Linked DNA regions of Mus musculus: region 1 is linked to region 2. Evidence: chromatin loops called from intact Hi-C (ENCODE). Cell type or tissue: heart. All regions are shown on one strand.

Evidence for each region. A loop is a pair of places that touch in the nucleus more often than their neighbours do. Peaks named below come from ENCODE experiments on the same cell type or tissue, not always from the same donor. Only the 100,000 strongest peaks of a DNase experiment are listed, where the experiment ranks them.
Region 1: it touches region 2 in a loop (4-fold over the local background); 16 of 42 quality-filtered maps call a loop at or near these places.

The regions. Positions count from the first base shown.
Region 1 is chr11:78,449,566-78,457,565 of GRCm38, forward strand. No RefSeq gene overlaps it. Among named protein-coding and RNA genes, the nearest start is that of Slc46a1, 12 kb to the right of the region's middle. In heart, CTCF peaks have their summits at 4,306 (motif pointing right) and 5,932 (motif pointing right); no DNase peak of the experiment used is centred here; H3K4me3 peaks cover 365 bases; H3K27me3 peaks cover 1,103 bases.
Region 2 is chr11:78,356,053-78,364,052 of GRCm38, forward strand. It overlaps Foxn1 (forkhead box N1), which reads right to left. Exons shown (of 9, transcript NM_008238.2): 7 at 5,374-5,581; 8 at 4,725-5,216; 9 at 1,525-3,018. The coding sequence ends at 2,699. Among named protein-coding and RNA genes, the nearest start is that of Gm30367, 13 kb to the right of the region's middle. In heart, CTCF peaks have their summits at 2,474 and 4,624 (motif pointing right); DNase peaks (open chromatin) are centred at 4,189, 4,629 and 4,970; H3K4me3 peaks cover 1,255 bases; H3K27ac peaks cover 451 bases; H3K27me3 peaks cover 2,867 bases.

The DNA of each region.
Region 1 (8,000 bases), 94 kb after region 2:
TTGATCTGTGTAGGGACAAAGAGGTCTCTGTACTCATAGACCAGGGGAACCTGGAATGTTAGGCACGCAGGGTTGTCCTTTCAAGAGAAGGAATGCAAAGCCTGTTCTCCTTCCAGAGGCTGGAGTGCAAATTGTCTTTGTTTGCTTTTTTATTGTTGTTTTAAAGATTTATTTTATGTTTATGAGTCCACTGTAGCTGTCTTCAGGCACACCAGAAGAGGGCATCGGATCCCATTACAGATGGTTGTGAGCACCATGTAGTTGGACCTTTGGAAGAACAGTCAGTGCTCTTAACCACTGAGCCATGTTTCCCTGTGTAGCTTGGTTGTCCTGGAACTCACAGAGATCCACCTGCCTCTGCCTTCTGAGTGCTGGAATTAGAGGGGTGCACCACCATCGGCCAGCTGGAGGTTGTCTTTTCTAGTCTGGTGAATTCTGCACTATCTGTGTGCCACAGATTTTCCAACACCGATAAAAAAAAGTTTTCCCCAGTTAATCTAAAGAATCTATTTTTATAGACTTGAAATATAATTTCAATGTCATCATGTCTGATCCGTATGTAGCTTACTTTGTTCCTCGAAGAGATTTATGTGTGCTTTGTTGTGGAGACGGATTTGAGGTAATTATCACCAGAATAACTTTCGCTAAGTTGTGCTTTGCTTAAATATGCCTGAAATAAACAGAGTCAGACGCCCACGGTTTGAACCGACACTGGCTCCTGAGTTGTGCTGAGCAGGACTGCCTCCTTGTCTATCTCTGCTGTTGTCACTCCACTGGCCAAGAAGGTTGCAGAGACCTTACAGGTCTGCCTTTGGTGCCCTATCTGGGCTGGGTAGACGTCTGTCTCCCCAGGAAAAGTTAACAGAGTGACAGAGAGTGGGTTTCCTGGGGAAGGGGGTCTCGGAGGGACACTGGTATGTGGAATAGGAAGATGTTGCAATGCTGGTGGGGAGATCAGCTTTCAAGCAGGGAGCTGTGACAGGTGTCAGACTCTGTGCAGTGTGGTCATGCTCCCCAAAGTGTAATGGTGCCAGGGGCAGGGCAGGGCAGGAAGAGCCTTGGGTGTTATAATAAAGTGCTACTGAAAGTCTTTTTTTAAGATTTATTTATTTTATGTATGTGAGTACACTGTAGCTGTCTTCAGACACACCAGAAGAGGCCATCAGATCTCTCATTACAGATGGTTATAAGCTACCATATGGTTGCTGGGAATTGGACTCAGGACCTCTGGAAGAGCAGCCAGTGCTCTTAAGTGTAGAGCTATCTCTCTAGCCCCTACTGAAGTCTTTTAAAAGGAAGTGTCAAAATGAGATTCCTCAAGAATATGGCGACACACACAGCAGTTGGGAGCAGAGAGAGGATTTAGAGTTTAAAGCCAGCCTGGGCTACACAACAAAACCCTGCCTCAGAAAAACAAAACCTGGGGCTGGAGAGATGGTTCAGTGCTCTTCCAGAAGATGAGAGTTAAGTTCTCAACACCCTTGTTACAGTCTGAACCCTAGCAGCCTCAGGGGACCCAACACCCTCTCTTGGCCTCCAAGGGCACACACATAATACAATTAAATATACACAAACACAGGTGAAGGGGCACGTTCTACATTGTGGCAGAGAAAGGTTTGGAAGCAGAGCAAGATGAGACTTTGGGAGACCTGCCAATCAACTGGAGGACTCAGGCAAAGTGGGGGTCTGGGCTGGCTGAGTGACAGTGGGGTCCAGGAAAGGATGGATGAGAAGTGCATCAAGTAGAAGGAAGGGTGTATTAGTCAGGGTTCTCTAGAGTCACAGAACATATGGAATGTCTTTCTATACTGAGGGAATTTATTATGATGATGTGATGTACAGTCTGTAGTCCAACTTCCCAGCAATGGCCAGCTGTGAATTGGAAGTCCAAGAATCTAGTATTTTCTCAGTCCCACAAGGCTAGTTGTTTCTGCTGGTCTTCTCTAGAAGTAGATTTCAACAGATGGGCTGGAAAAGTAAATGCAAGAAGAGCAAATCTTCCTTCTTCCAATGTCCTTATGTAGGTCTCCAGCAGAAGGTGTGGCCCAGATTAAAGGTGTGTACCACCATGCAGGATCTGGAACTTGTCCCAGGCTAACCTTGAACTCAGAGATCTCCTTGCCTTAGTCTTCTGTGATTAAAGTATACTACCTTGCCTGGGCCTAAGCTTTTCATGGCCACTATGCCTCAAGATCTCCATGCCAAGATCCAGGTCAGGAACTTGTGTCTTCCAGCCTCAAGATCTGGATCACAGGTGAGCCCTCCCGCTCTGGATTGTAGTTCATCCCAGATATTGTCAAGTTGACAACCAGGAATAGCCATTATAAAGGGGTAAGGAGAGGAATGGGGGAGGTGTTCTCTACCACTAGACTCAGACATTTGATAGAGGTGGGCAACTAGTATTCCTTTAAAAAAAAAAAGCTATCTCAGTCATTATATCCCCACCATGGGCAAGCTTCGCAGTCCTCAAACCCCAAACACCACTTTGTTACCACACTCACATTGTCTGTTTTTCGGAGGCCGACACACAACAGCCAAACTCATAAGGGATTGATGGGCCCAATACCAAGATGCTAACTCCAATTAGGGAATCAAGGTGGGTGTATGCCAGTCAACAGGCCCCATCTCCCACTCATCTGTGATGAAACTCCATTTTGTGCTGACACCCATCTTGGTACCCATTAGCCACTTGTCTCTGACTCCATTCCTTGGAAGAGAAGTTCAGCGATCTCCGCCCAGAAATGTACAGCCTTCAGCCATGACCATCTACCTGTTGTGATATGAGTAACTGCTTTTTGGCTTCTGTAACCTGCTTGTGCAGACATTCAAGGACTGTTTTGAGGTCGCCTTGACTACCTGATCTTGGCCGAGCAGAACAGCCTCAGCTTGCTTTTGCAGATTCGCAGCCTCTCCTTGTGGCTCTTGCCTTTAAAAGTCCATCCCTTCCCCTCACTTCAAGCAGCAATCTCAAGTTTGGCTCAGAGATTGTTGTCCTGCTAGCAGTAATCAACAAACCCTTTAGTTACAATTGCATTGAGTCTGAGTTCTTCCTTTGATGGTCTTGAACGCCACAACATTCAAGCTGCCCAGAGACTACAAGCAGAGCCACTGGTGATGGTCCAGGTGAGGGCCCAAGGACCTTTATGAAGATAGTGACAATTCCCTCGTAAGGACCCTCTTGCTCACTTGACATGTGTGAAGTGGAGCTGCCTGCCTGATGACACGCCGTTCACTATGCTGTGGATAACTTAGGGAATCCCTCCTCCCTTTCATCCTCACTTCCTGCCTGCCTCCCGTTCTGAGTTGCTCTGTTCAGCTGTCAGTTCGAGCTGTAGGCTGTGTGCTTCTACTGTTGCATGCAGTAGAAGTCTAGGACACATATAAATGTTTATGAGTATTGGCCAATATATACGCCACTTTTGGGTGTGTATGTGTGTACACCTGCATGTGGAGGCCTTTGATTGGTCTCCACAGTATTTTTTCCTCACACTGAACCTGGAACTCACCAGTTCAGCTAGACTGTCAAGCTAGCAAGCCACTGGGATACTCCTGTCTGTCTTCCTAGTGCTGGGATTTCGGGCAAAGGCTCATTAGCTATTAGCCATTGTACTTATTGCATTCGGGCCACCAGCATCTCTCTCATTAATTTTCCTAACATGGCTCTTGAAGTTTTCTAAACACACACACACATGAGAAGCAATAGGGGTGAGTGCGGCTGTTTAGGGTCTCTGTCATTCGGGGCTGTCAGGGAGGCTCTTACAACACCACAGCCATTGTCCCAGGTCTGTTTGGGTCCACAGTGGAGAGGGAACCTTGTAAGCCACAGTGGGCACATTTGAAGGAGATATTGGGAAGCTAGCTAACCCTACACATAGAAAGCAAAGAGTAGACATTTCTTTAAAAGACTTTAAAATTACATTCATTGGGGATGTGTGTGTGTTCACTGACTAGTTTTATGCTAACTTACTGCAGGTGTAAAGGGGTAGAGGGTCATCCTTGGGAGTCAGTTTTCCTTCTCCATCAAATGGGTCCTGGAGATTGAATCAGGATGTCAGCAAGGACCTTTACCCAGTGAGCCATGCACCAGTCTCCAAATATACGTTTACAAAGATGAAAGCTGTATGAACACCTTCCATCTCAGAATTCACTGAGTTCCAGGCTGGTTAGGGCTGTATGGTGAGGTCCTGCCTCAAAAAAATTTTTTTAAAGTTTTTTTTAATTATTCTTTTGTTTTTAAAAATAATTTCTTAAAGCTTTATTCTGCCTGCATGTATGCCTGCTTGCCAGAAGAGGGCACCAGATCTCGTTTTAGATGGTTGTGCGCCACCATGTGGTTGGTTGCTGGGAACTGAATTCAGGACCTCTGGAAGAGTAGTCAGTGCTCTTAACTGCTGAGTTCTCTCTCCAGCCCAATAAAAATAATTAAAAAGAAAAATCAATTATATATTTTGTTTTACTTATTTATTTATTTAGAGACAATCTCATTCCGTTACGCAGCCTAGCCTCCAATTCACGCCAGTCTTCCTGCCTCAGCCTCTCCAACGCTGAGATTATAGGATGCACCACTACGCTCATCAACTGTACTTTTTCATGTGGGTTTTGTTTGCTTGTTTGTTTGTTTGTTTGTTTTGTATTTTTGAGTCTTGGTCTCACTATGTAGACCAGGCTGGCCTGGCCGGGAACCAACAGATATCTGCTAGCTCTAGCCTTCCTCCTGAGTACTAAGACTAAATGCATGATCCACCCATGCCCAGCAACTATATATTTTGAAAACAAGAGAAATTACACACGCACACACACCTGGAAAACTCTAAGGCACATTCAGAAGGAAAGAGTCAGAGCTGGCTTTCTGCTGTTAATTCTTTGAACAGGATGTGATGTAATGCGCTCTGATTGTTGGACTCAGCCACCTCTCTCTGAGCATGCGCAGTTGTAGCTGCTAGTTCATTGGGTTGTACAGGTTCTGTAAGAGACATGGGCAGGAATGCAGACAGACGTGGGCAGGGGAGCTGGCAGCCACCAGCCACGGTATGGGAATCCTGTCCCAGTGCCCTGTCCTCGTGTTCCAGTGTGTCTCAGCCGGCCTGAGTGACTGTCCTGTGCTCCAGGTGGGCACTTGCAACTCACCCATCGCCATATATCCTCCCAGTTCTCCCTGTCTAAGACCCATCATCAATGTGCAGGACGATTGTTCCTAAATGTTCCTTAACGTATCCCCTTCCTTCACTGTCTATACCCCGTCACCCTGGCCTGAGCCCTGAGAACTCACCTGGGACCTAACCCAGAGCTTTCGGGTGCCTGGACAATTGTATTGGGGAAGGGGGGCGGGGCGGTCATACACAATATTGGATTTCATAAGGACATTTTCTTTCTCTCCCTCCTTTCCTCTCTCCCTCACCCCCGTCCTCCCTCTCTTCCGCCTTCTCTCTTCTTCCTTCCTTTCCTCTTCCTTTCTTTCGGGACAAGGTCTCTTGTAGTACAGGTAATCCTTGACTCACTGTGTGTCCAAGGATGGCCTTGATCTCTGATCTTGCCTCCACCTCCTGAGTGCTGGGACTGCAAGCGTGAGCCATCATGTCTGGTTTTATTAGATGCAGAAAATTGCATCCAGGACTTTGGAATACGCCAAACAAGCATGCTTCCAGCCCTTCTCAAGGATATTTTCTTTGCTTTCTTTATGTTGTTGTTTTTGTTATTTGTTTTGTTTTTCAAGATAGGGTTTCCCCTGTGTACCTCTGGCTGTCCCAGAACCCACTATGTAGACCAGGCTGGCCTCAGACTCAGACATATGCCTGCCTCTGCTTCCCGAGTGCTGAGCCTGTGCCACCACCACCCGGCTGTTAATAATAATGTTTCTCATTTTATTTTATGTGTCTTGAGTATTTTGCCTGCCTGTATTTGCACCATGTACATGCAATGCCCTCAAAGGCCATGAGAGGGCATCAGATACCCTCGGGCTGGAATTACAACCAGCTGTGAACTATCATTCTGGAGCTGAGTCTTGAATCCAAGTCCTCTAGAAGAGCAGCCAGTGCTCTTTATCCCTTTGCCATCTCTCCAGCCCACGAGGCAAGTGGGCTCCCAGGCAAGTGTGATCTCCCATCTTTAATGGGAGCATATCAGCACCAGTCAACTCCGGTGCTCCCCACTCCCCGTCCACCCTACCCCCTCCCATCCAGGAGTATGTAAAGACAGCACTTATCAGCCAAAGGTCAAGTAACACATAGAAAAGCTTTTAAAAGGGGGGTGGGGTGGCGTGGAGGGGTGGCTTAACAGCTTAGGGTTGCGAGTGCCTCCTGCTTTTGCAGAGGACGTGAGCTCAGGCCCCAGCTCCCACATCTGACAGCTTATCCCCATCACTCCAGCTCTGAGGGGCCCCGGGACCTCTAGCCCCCTCAGGAGCACAAACCCAGAAGCAGACAAACACATACATATCATTTTTTAAAATCTAAAACAAACAAACAAACAAACACAAAAGAAAAGCCAAAAGAAAAGACACCGGGAACACCTGGGCATGCTGTCCCAGATGAGCTCCTGAGAGCTGCATGTTTACAAAGTGGCCAGCCATATTCGGGGCTGTAGAGGGAGCTGAGACCTAGATAGACTGTCGGAAGGAGGACACACCTGCAGGTGTCCACTCAACAGCCGGCTTGTGTCCTTTGCCTTCCTGACACCTCTGGCTGGGTCTCAGCCTCAGCTATGCATCCTATGGTGGCTTAGGTTAGGCTTGCTTGTCCCTCCATACCCCTCCTGCCTCTGACAGAGGTGCTGAGCTCAGCCTAGGCTGGGTTGTAGCTTGCCTGCTGGACTCTCTAAGGGTGACCTTATGTGGGAGTGGGGGTGGGAATCTTTAACTCTATCATCTAATTTCTGTTCCTCCCTGCCCTCAGCACGTCCGTGAAGCTTCCGCCATGTTCTCTGGGCACAGCTGACAGGAGCCCCTCCATCAGAACACAGCCTCTCCAACTATCACAAACAAAACTAGTTTCCAAAGACATCTTATTTCCTTGCGCTATAAAGTATAGTGGCATCAGAATTCCTGGCCTGGACACCAGCATGTTCTTTGGAGCTAATACAAGTGACTTATATTGGGGGGTGGGGGTGGAAGGGTGATTCTTAGACCCTTGGAAGAGCAGTTTGGTATATTGACAAAGCTCTGTGTGGACCATGAGATCCTGAAGAATCTATTTCCAGATTTGACTCAGCTCAGGGAAGGGGAGGTAACCATGGCAGTAGGTATTCCTTATATGAGTGGAAGCCAGTGGTGAAGAGAGGGCACAGCCCCTTCCAAGCATCTGCCACTATTGCTTGGTTGATGTTACCACAATTTCTGAGTTTTCAAGAGACCTTCCAAGGCTGTGTGTTTTAAAGAACTTAAAAACAACAAACAAACAAACAAACAAAGCAAGGTAGTGCACTCCTTAGTCCCAGTACTTGGGAAGCAGAAAGCCAGCCTGGTCTACATAGTTCCAGGACAGTCATGGTTATGTAGAGACACCCTGTCTTAAAAACAGAACAGAACAGAACAAAACCAATAACAACAACAACAAAACCACAGATCACTTTTTTTTTTTTTTTTTTTTGGTTTTTTGAGACAGGGTTTCTCTGTATAGCCCTGGCTGTCCTGGAACTCATTCTGTAGACCAGGCTGGCCTCGAACTCAGAGATCCACCTGCCTCTGCCTCCCGAGTGCTGGGATCAAAGGCGTGCGCCACCACGCCCGGCTCCAGATCACTTTTAATTATTTACTTATTTATGTATTGGGGGTGGGTCTAAAGCACAATACGGTGACATCTTCAGAAGGGTAAAAACAAAAAACAGAAACAAAAAAACAAAAACAGCTGCTGACTTAGAACTTGGTACCCAGCAAAGCCACCCTTTGAAGCAAAAGGTAAAAGAAAACCATTTCAGACAAACAGAAGTCAAGAGGATGCTGTGCCAGAAGGATTACTCTACAAGGTAAATGGAAAGGAATTCCTTCCTTGTCCCTCCAGGAGGGG
Region 2 (8,000 bases):
TTGGCAGACAACTGTATCCCTCTCCCAGTGAGGCAAACAGTTTGTTTTTTGGGGTGTGCCAGCTGGCCATGCCTCTCCCATGTCCTACCCTACCCCATCCCAGCTCCTTCCTAGAGCCTTAGGAGGGAGGTAGGCACTAATGTGGGGTGAGCTTCTGCTCTGGGATTCTTTGTAGAGCCCTGTAGGTGTTGGCTGGGCTCTGGGCCTGACCCCTAGACTAACTTAAGTCAAAGACCCACATGTGACTGATCTAGACTCATGTGTGTGCTTCTGGAGGGGGGAGCTATAGAGCTGCCCCTTACTCTTACAGTCACCGCTACCTATGGGGTGGGCTGGAAGGACTCCTGACCTTCCTGAGTTCATCTTCCACCAGCAGCAGCACAGGCAGCATCAAGTTATGCCCCATCTTGTCACCCATGGAACCCAGGGCCCCAAACAGACTTAGCATCTCTCCCAGGTAGTGACAAGAAGATACACCCTAGAAAGGGAAGTGGCCCTTTCTTTTCTTTAAAAGAAAGAAAGAAAGAAAGAAAGAAAGAAAGAAAGAAAGAAAGGAAGGAAGGAAGGAAGGAAGGAAGAAAGGAAGAAAGGAAGAAAGGAAGAAAGGAAGAAAGGAAGAAAGAAATGTATGCCTACATGAGAGTGCAGAGCCCTTAGAGGCCAGAGGGCAGAAGCATCAGGTCTCCTGGACCTGGAATTACAGAGGTTATAAGGTGCTGGGAATGGAACTCAGGCCCCCTGGAAGAGCAGTGAGTGCTCTTAACCACTGAGTCATCTCTCCAGCCACAACAGTGACCCTGTCTTGTGCGATTTGGGTCAGTCACGGCAGCATCGGACAGGTGTCAGAAGAAGAGTCATTGAAAGAAGTCAGCTCCTTTCTCTGGACAGCTAAGCCCAGATCCCCATTTTTCAAGTTCCTCTGAGAAGAGGCCTTGCCTGGCTGCTCACTCTGCTTGGTCTAGAGCAGTGGTTCTCAACCTTCCTAATGTTGTGACTCCCCCCCCACCCCACCCCCCATGTAGCTCCTCGTGCTGTGGTGACCCCTGACTGTAAAATTACTTCATTGCTATTTCATAATGGTAATTTTACTACTGTTATGAACCAAAATATAAATATCATCTGCTATGGAGTCTATGATATATGACTCATGTGAAAGGGCCATTTGATTTGGCCCAAAGGGGCTTCAACCCACAAGTTGAGGACCACTGGTCTAGATGCCTTACTAAGGTAGGAGAGATGCTCAGACAGTTAAGAGTGCTTGCTGCTCTGCTAGAGATCCTAAGTTTGGTTCCCAGCATCCACCCAGAGGCTCACAACTGCTTGTAACTCCAGCTCCAGGGAATCTGATGCCTTTTGGGGGGCAGCACACATATGCACAAACATACACAGCACACATTTTCCAATGCACACACACCCACTCCATATATATGATCTATCTATAGCTACATCTACATCTATATCTTTAGAGTCCTTGTAGACACCCTGCTTGGGGACTGAAGGTCCCAAAAAACGAAGGCTCAGTAGTTGCAACCATCAGGCGCTTACTTTATTGTTCCAGGACAGGGGACAATGGTAGATGACTGAGGGATCCGCCCACCCTCGTGTGAGCTTGGGGACAACCTATGGAGGTTCTGGTTGCCCTCAGGCCCTGGGAAAGCTGGGGATCCCATTTGGTGGGTCATGGTGGGCATCTGAGTCACAGCTCAGCTCCACGGACATTCTGCCGGCTCCCTGGGAGCCCCAAGTCTGCTATGCAGGTGTGTGTATGTGTGTGTGTGTGTGGGGGGGTATCACACACACACACACACACACACACACACACATCATCCTGTAGCGGGTTGCAAACCCTAGTTACTCAGGATGCTTAAGACAGTTGACCGCATCCAATAGGCTGGGGCTTGAACTATATGAACCTCTCATTGAGAAAGAGTGAGACTTGGCAACCTGAAGGGGGCCTTTCCTGTGGCTGAGACTAAGAGAGGGGGTTCAAGTTTCTGAGGACAAGTTTTTTTTTTTTTTTCCAAACATGTTGTGTTGGATTTGGGCTCAGTTTGGTCCCAGGGTAGATGCTGCCCCTTCTGTGTGTCACCTTGGAGATGGCCAACCAGAGTATATACTGAAGATGTATAGATAAATTCTATGAAGTAGTTGTCTCCCTAAGGGGTTCACAGGTCATACGGGAGGAGCCCCTGTAGGCTTTAAGGGTGTAAGATGGGAGAATAAATAGAGATTTCTGGGAGAGGGCCAAGTCTGTAGAGCACATGGGGATTGGGATGAGGTTTGGAGGGGTGATCTTTGACCTGTCACACTGGCCCTGAGCTTTGCTAACTAAAGCTTTTAGCTCTCAGCTGCCCCAGAAATCAAATCAGACTCTGTGACCCAAGGCTTCCTCTGAGTGTAAGGCACATGATGAGCAGGTGTGTAGAGCTTGAGTTCACGCTCGAGAGCTGAAGTTCGAGTGAGCTGGCGCTAGGGGGCGCGCTGTTGCTTCTTTTCCGACACTTTCCTTGCTGGGGGCCCCGTGTGAGATGCGGGTCCACCAGGTAGCATCCTAGATGGATGCCCCCAACTTCTGGCTAACAAATAAGTTGGCTGAGTGGCATAGGAGACAGGTAGTGTTTTCCTTCTTTGACCTTTAAGGTGAGCCCAATATGGGGCAGCCAGCTAGGCAAAGGCCGCAGCTGATGTTGGGCATAGCTCAAGCCAGAGCCAATGGCTTTGAGCCGGGACTGAGGTACACGGCAGGGCCGGCAGCTGCTGAGGAGGGCGTGGACTCCAGTTCCACAAAGGCGGAGTAGAGAGTGCTGAGGTGCATGTCTCCCAGAGCACCGGAGCCGCCGCTGCCTGGAGGTGCCAGTTCACCTGCCTCATTGCCTGTTTCTGCCAGACAAGGCCCTGGGGGGAAGCAATGGGCTGCTGGTGGGGGTGGCAACATGGAGGATGACGTCGGCGACGAGGTCACCAATACGAGGGGGTCCAGGGCCAAGCTGTCATCCTTCAGCTGCTCCCACAGATTTCCTAGTCGGGGAGAGGGAAGAAGCCTCATCATTGGCAGGCCATAGAGAGTTAAGCCCAGTCTGTCTCCCACCCAAGTACCTCAGAAGCCTCAGAGAACAGGAGTCTGGTGATGCGGACTGGAAGCCTATCTTGGCATCCACTCTGGGACCTCAAGTAATCACTGAACTTTTTTTTTTTTTTCCTGAGCCTCAGAGTCCAGCTCCGAGCTCCAAGGTAGCACGGTGTAAAAGCCATAGATGCAGGCGACCCCTATGAAAGGGTCATCAGACTTTCCATCGGGGTCGCGACCCAGAGGTTGAGAACCACTGCCATAGTTGCAGGTAACCTCTGGGCCTCTTCGAGAAGAACAGGGTACTAGATTAAGGTTAAGGATTTGCCCATTTGAAGGTTGTTGCAAAGCTCTTCTTGGAAGCGGCCTAGAGGCCCCCCTGAACCTCTTCACTCAGGCTTCTGCCTTGGTTCCCAAAGGTTGATTTGCCGCCTACAGTCTTCCCACAGTGCACCACCGAACTTGATGAGGTACACAGGTCTGGCTCCCTAGACCCTCCTCCCCGCCCCCTCACAGGACCCAAGGTACAGGGATAGAACCAGAAAGGACACTTGACTCTGAGGAACAAACAGTGCTGTCACTGAGTTCCTCCTAGGGTCGTGTGACCTGCCGCGTGGCAGGCCAGTGACTGGAGTCGCTGCCTGGAACATCATCACCGCAGGGTGGAGAAAGAGACCTGACAACGCTGGCTGCTCTTGGCCACCTGGGTTCAACTCCTTCTTTCTGGCCCAGCGACCTTGAGTGGATGTATCTCTCTGTATAGTATTGTTTGCTAGGTCCAGATGGGAAGAACATATGTAAAGCTGTTTGCAAGATGCCTGGTACTCAGTAGGAGCTTGAGTGGGTATTAATTAAGGGTTTTGTGATGCTGGGGTATTGACCCTAACTAAGGATTGGTGCATGCTAGGCAAACGCTTTACCCCCTACCCACATCTCTAGCCTTCTGATAGAATTTATAGTATCCCACGTCCACATAGCCTCCTCTGCAGCCGCCTGTTCTCTGCAGCCGCAGCAGGTCTGGAATGAAGGTCTATGTGAAGTTTATTTCTAACAGTCTAAGGTATAGATCAACAGCCTCCTCCAAAAAGGCTTGCTCGGTACACTACAGTTCAAACGGGAAGGGGCGGGGCTTAGAAGGGTAGAGGGTGGGGCTTGGCTGCCTGTAGGATGGAGCGGGCAAGATGGAGGAGAATGTAAAGATTCACCTCTCTGGGCTTGTACCCTCAAATCTCTCTAGGACATGCTTAGCTCTGAGGTCTTCCATTCCATAGAAAGTCTGTCTCCTGAAGTGAAAGCTAAATTCTGATAAAACGCAAATGATTTTGGAACGTTTAGCCTCCCAGTCCCTCACAGTCAAGTACACCAATGGAACTTCCGGCTTTTCCCAGCTTTGTCAGATGAGCGGTTTGATGATGAAGCCATCTGGTACATGATCAGAGTACCAGGAGGGGGGAGATGGGGGAAAGAGCCTTTTAGCTCATGATCTGGAGGGCAGGGAGCAAATGCGAATTTAACATTCCTAGTCATCCGCCTCAGGTGACAAGAAACTCAGGAGCCAGCAGGTGGCAGCCTAGAGACATGAAGAGGCTAGGCCACGCAGCCAAGAGCACCTCTCTAGTCCTGTCCCACCCTTCCCAGCTCCCAGCTCCCAGCTCACCCTGGAAGTCGAAGTCAGTGAGAGAAGGGTTGATAGCATCCAGGTCAGTCCCAAGGTCTCCATCTGGCAGTAGAGTATCGTGCATGGTCCTGGCTGAGGAAGGCTCAGCCATCAGCTTGGCACCGTGGCTGGGTGGTGTGTGGGCAGGTAGAGGTGAGTCCTGGGGGGTGCCTGGCTGGGCCTGCAGCTCAAGATGCCCATCTGGCTGTGGGAACAATGGCTGCTGGTGTCCAGAAGGGGCCAGGCTGGGGGAAAGGTGTGGGTAGGTCTGCCCATAGCAGGAGGGAGCATGGCCACCCAGTAGGTCCTGCAGGGGGTTCTTGCCAGGCATGGGGCCTGGAGCTGGATGCATTGGGTGCAGAGGCTGGGAAAGACCAGCTGATGGTGCCATGGGCCGGATGGGACCTGGGCCTGCCAGCCCAGGGGGTGGACAGCCCAGCAGCGGAGAGCCCAGTTTTTCCCTTTTGTCTCCAATGAGGCTGTCCAGCTCTTCTGCAAAGGCCCAAAAGAAAACACCATGAGGCCTCTCTCCTTTGTAGCCTCCCAGCCCAGACCCCCCTCCCTGTATCCCTCTCTCCCCAGGCTCTGCTCTTCTTCATTCTGGTACCCAGGTCCCTTGGCCTTTCTCACACAGGCCTGACAGCCTCACCTGGTTTGGCCATGCTTTTGCGCACAGCAATGGGGTCTTTCCTCTTCCACTTCTGCAGTTCTTCCTGCATCTTGTCGATTTTGGAAGGATTGAGGGCCCACAGACAGCCCTTTCGAGAGGAACTTCCGGATTTATTCTCCACCTTCTCAAAGCACTTGTTGAGGGACAGGTTATGGCGAACAGAATTCTTCCAGCCATCAGGAGCAGTCTACCAGAGCAGAACAAGAATCCAGGTTGGGTTCAGGCGGCAAGAAATGGCTCTAGGTCTGGGGATTCTAGAACATTCCTTCGCCAATTCTATACATAGGGTCTCTACACACTCTGGCTTGATGTATTCAGCTCCAAAAGCATTCGTAGAACCCTTTAGTGGGCAGAATCGTTGATCCTAAGTTAGTTTTTGTTTTTTGGTTTGTTTGGTTTGGTTTGGTTTGGTTTGGTTTTTCGAGACAGGGTTTCTCTGTATAGCCCTGGCTGTCCTGGAACTCACTCTGTAGACCAGGCTGACCTCGAACTCAGAAATCCACCAGCCTCTGCCTCCCAAGTGCTGGGATTAAAGGCGTGCACCACCACTGCCTGGCCTAAGTTAGTTTTTTTTTAGCTAAAATCTAAAAGCTGCTGTTACCCTACCTAGCTCTTAGTCTAGACCCTTCAGAGGATGTGACCCTTTGTATATTTATTATGCACTTTATGTGTACATGTGGGTGCCTGTATGTCTGTCTATGCACCACATGCATACAGGAGTCTGTCAAAGAGGGCACTGAATCTCCTGGAACTGGAGTTATAGATAGTTTGTAAACCACCATGTGGGGCTGGGAACTGAATTCAAGTCCTCTGCAAGAGCAGCCAGTGTTCTTAACCACCACCTCACTGCTTTTATTGTTTTTGTTTGCTTGTTTGCTTGTTTGTTTGTTTTTGTTTGCTTGTTTGTTTGTTTTGGGGGTTCTTTTTTGAGACAAGGTTTCTCTGTATAGTCCTGGCTGTCCTAGAACTCACTTTGTGGACCAGACTGACCTCAAGTTCAGAGATCCCCCTGCCTTCTGCCTCCCGAGTGCTGGGATTAAAGGTGTGCACCCCCCCCCCAGCTCTCTCCGATATTTGTTAGCCACCACTCCTTTTGGAGATGGGACCTCACTTGTAGTCCAGGCTCACAGTAAGATGCTCAGAGTCTCTTGGGTGCTGAGATTGCAGCAGGCATAAGTCACAATGTCCAACTTGTGATCTTTCTTTAAGGGACAACTGGTAAATGCCATTGAGGCCCCTGGTCTATTTCCCCACTGAAGCAGGATATGCTCACTGGGCCTTCTGGCCTATGTGTCCCCTTGTAGAAAGGGGAAGATCGCCATTTTAAAGTCTTTGGGGACAGCTTTAAAGGGAGAACAGCATAATGCGTTTCCTCTGGGTCCACCTCATCCCTCCAGAGCAAGCTGGGCAGAAAAGGGTTGGTGAACAGGTGGGAGTTAGCACACCTGCTGCCTCTATGTTTGATGGCAGATGCGGTGTTGGTAGAGGCTGGGGTAGTCGTATGTGACTGAATATTCACCAGATCCTTCGACATCTCTCGGTGGGAGTGGCGTCTCCTACCATAGGTCTCTGAACTCCTGAGTGAGGATGGCTATGTGTGAGAAAGTATCTCAGAGTACGTGTGTACCCATGATTGAGTGTGTGGGTGTGAGTTCGCATGAGTGTGCCCTGGAGGTGTGCCCTGGTGGGGAGGCCAGCCCTCAGGCAGGGGGTGCTCGTGCCAACAGAATAAACACCCATTAGGAGGCCCGGTCATGCCACCAGTGCAGTAATTGTGCCCAAGGAGGGTTGTAAAAACCATTAAGCTGACTCAGTTGGGTGAGAGGCGGTGGCAGGGATGGTGGTGGAGGGGCATGGGCCTCCTGTCCCCCACATCTGGCTCAGTTGACCACCCTGAGCCCGACGAGGGCTGGCGGTGGGTAGAGCTACCTCTCCAGTTGATGATACTTCCTTACACCCTGGCTCCTCTCGCTTTCAGCCCCTCTTTCTGGTTAATGAGAGATGGCCACGCCCTCCTCCCTAGCTCCCTTGCCCCAGGGTGCAGCCAAGCTGAATCACGCCTAGCAGAACCGGGCCCTGGGTCCTGATGCCAGTCTCACTAGAGTTGCTGGCAGCAGCTGCCGGAGCCTTTCTTGGGGACAGCTAACCCATCATGGGGCTGGTCCTGATGACCCCAAGGTTCATCAGGGGTTACCAGCGAGCATCTTGAGCTGCTGGACCTTCTTAAGCTCCCACAGCTGACTCTACTAAGAACCAAAGCTCCATCACCCCAGAGCAGACTTAATGGGCACCGGGAACTTTTATGGTCCCATAAATGTGTGACTTCGGATGCCAGGGCAGCCCCCACCGCAGCCACTTCCTGTTTGGAAGAGGGATGGTCAGCATTAACAATTATGCATGGTGGCTGGACACTTCCTCAGCCCCTGACTCATGGAACTATGGGACGCCCACAGTAGCTGCCTTGGGTGTGAGTACTGACCACTTCAGAGTCCACTCTGTCTTTGCCCTAAAAAATGACTTCCAAATAAGGACTGAGAGGTTTAGAGCCTTGGAACTCTCTCTTTGGAGAGGTTCGAAGAGAACCTGTTGGCTTAGAAGGAATCTAG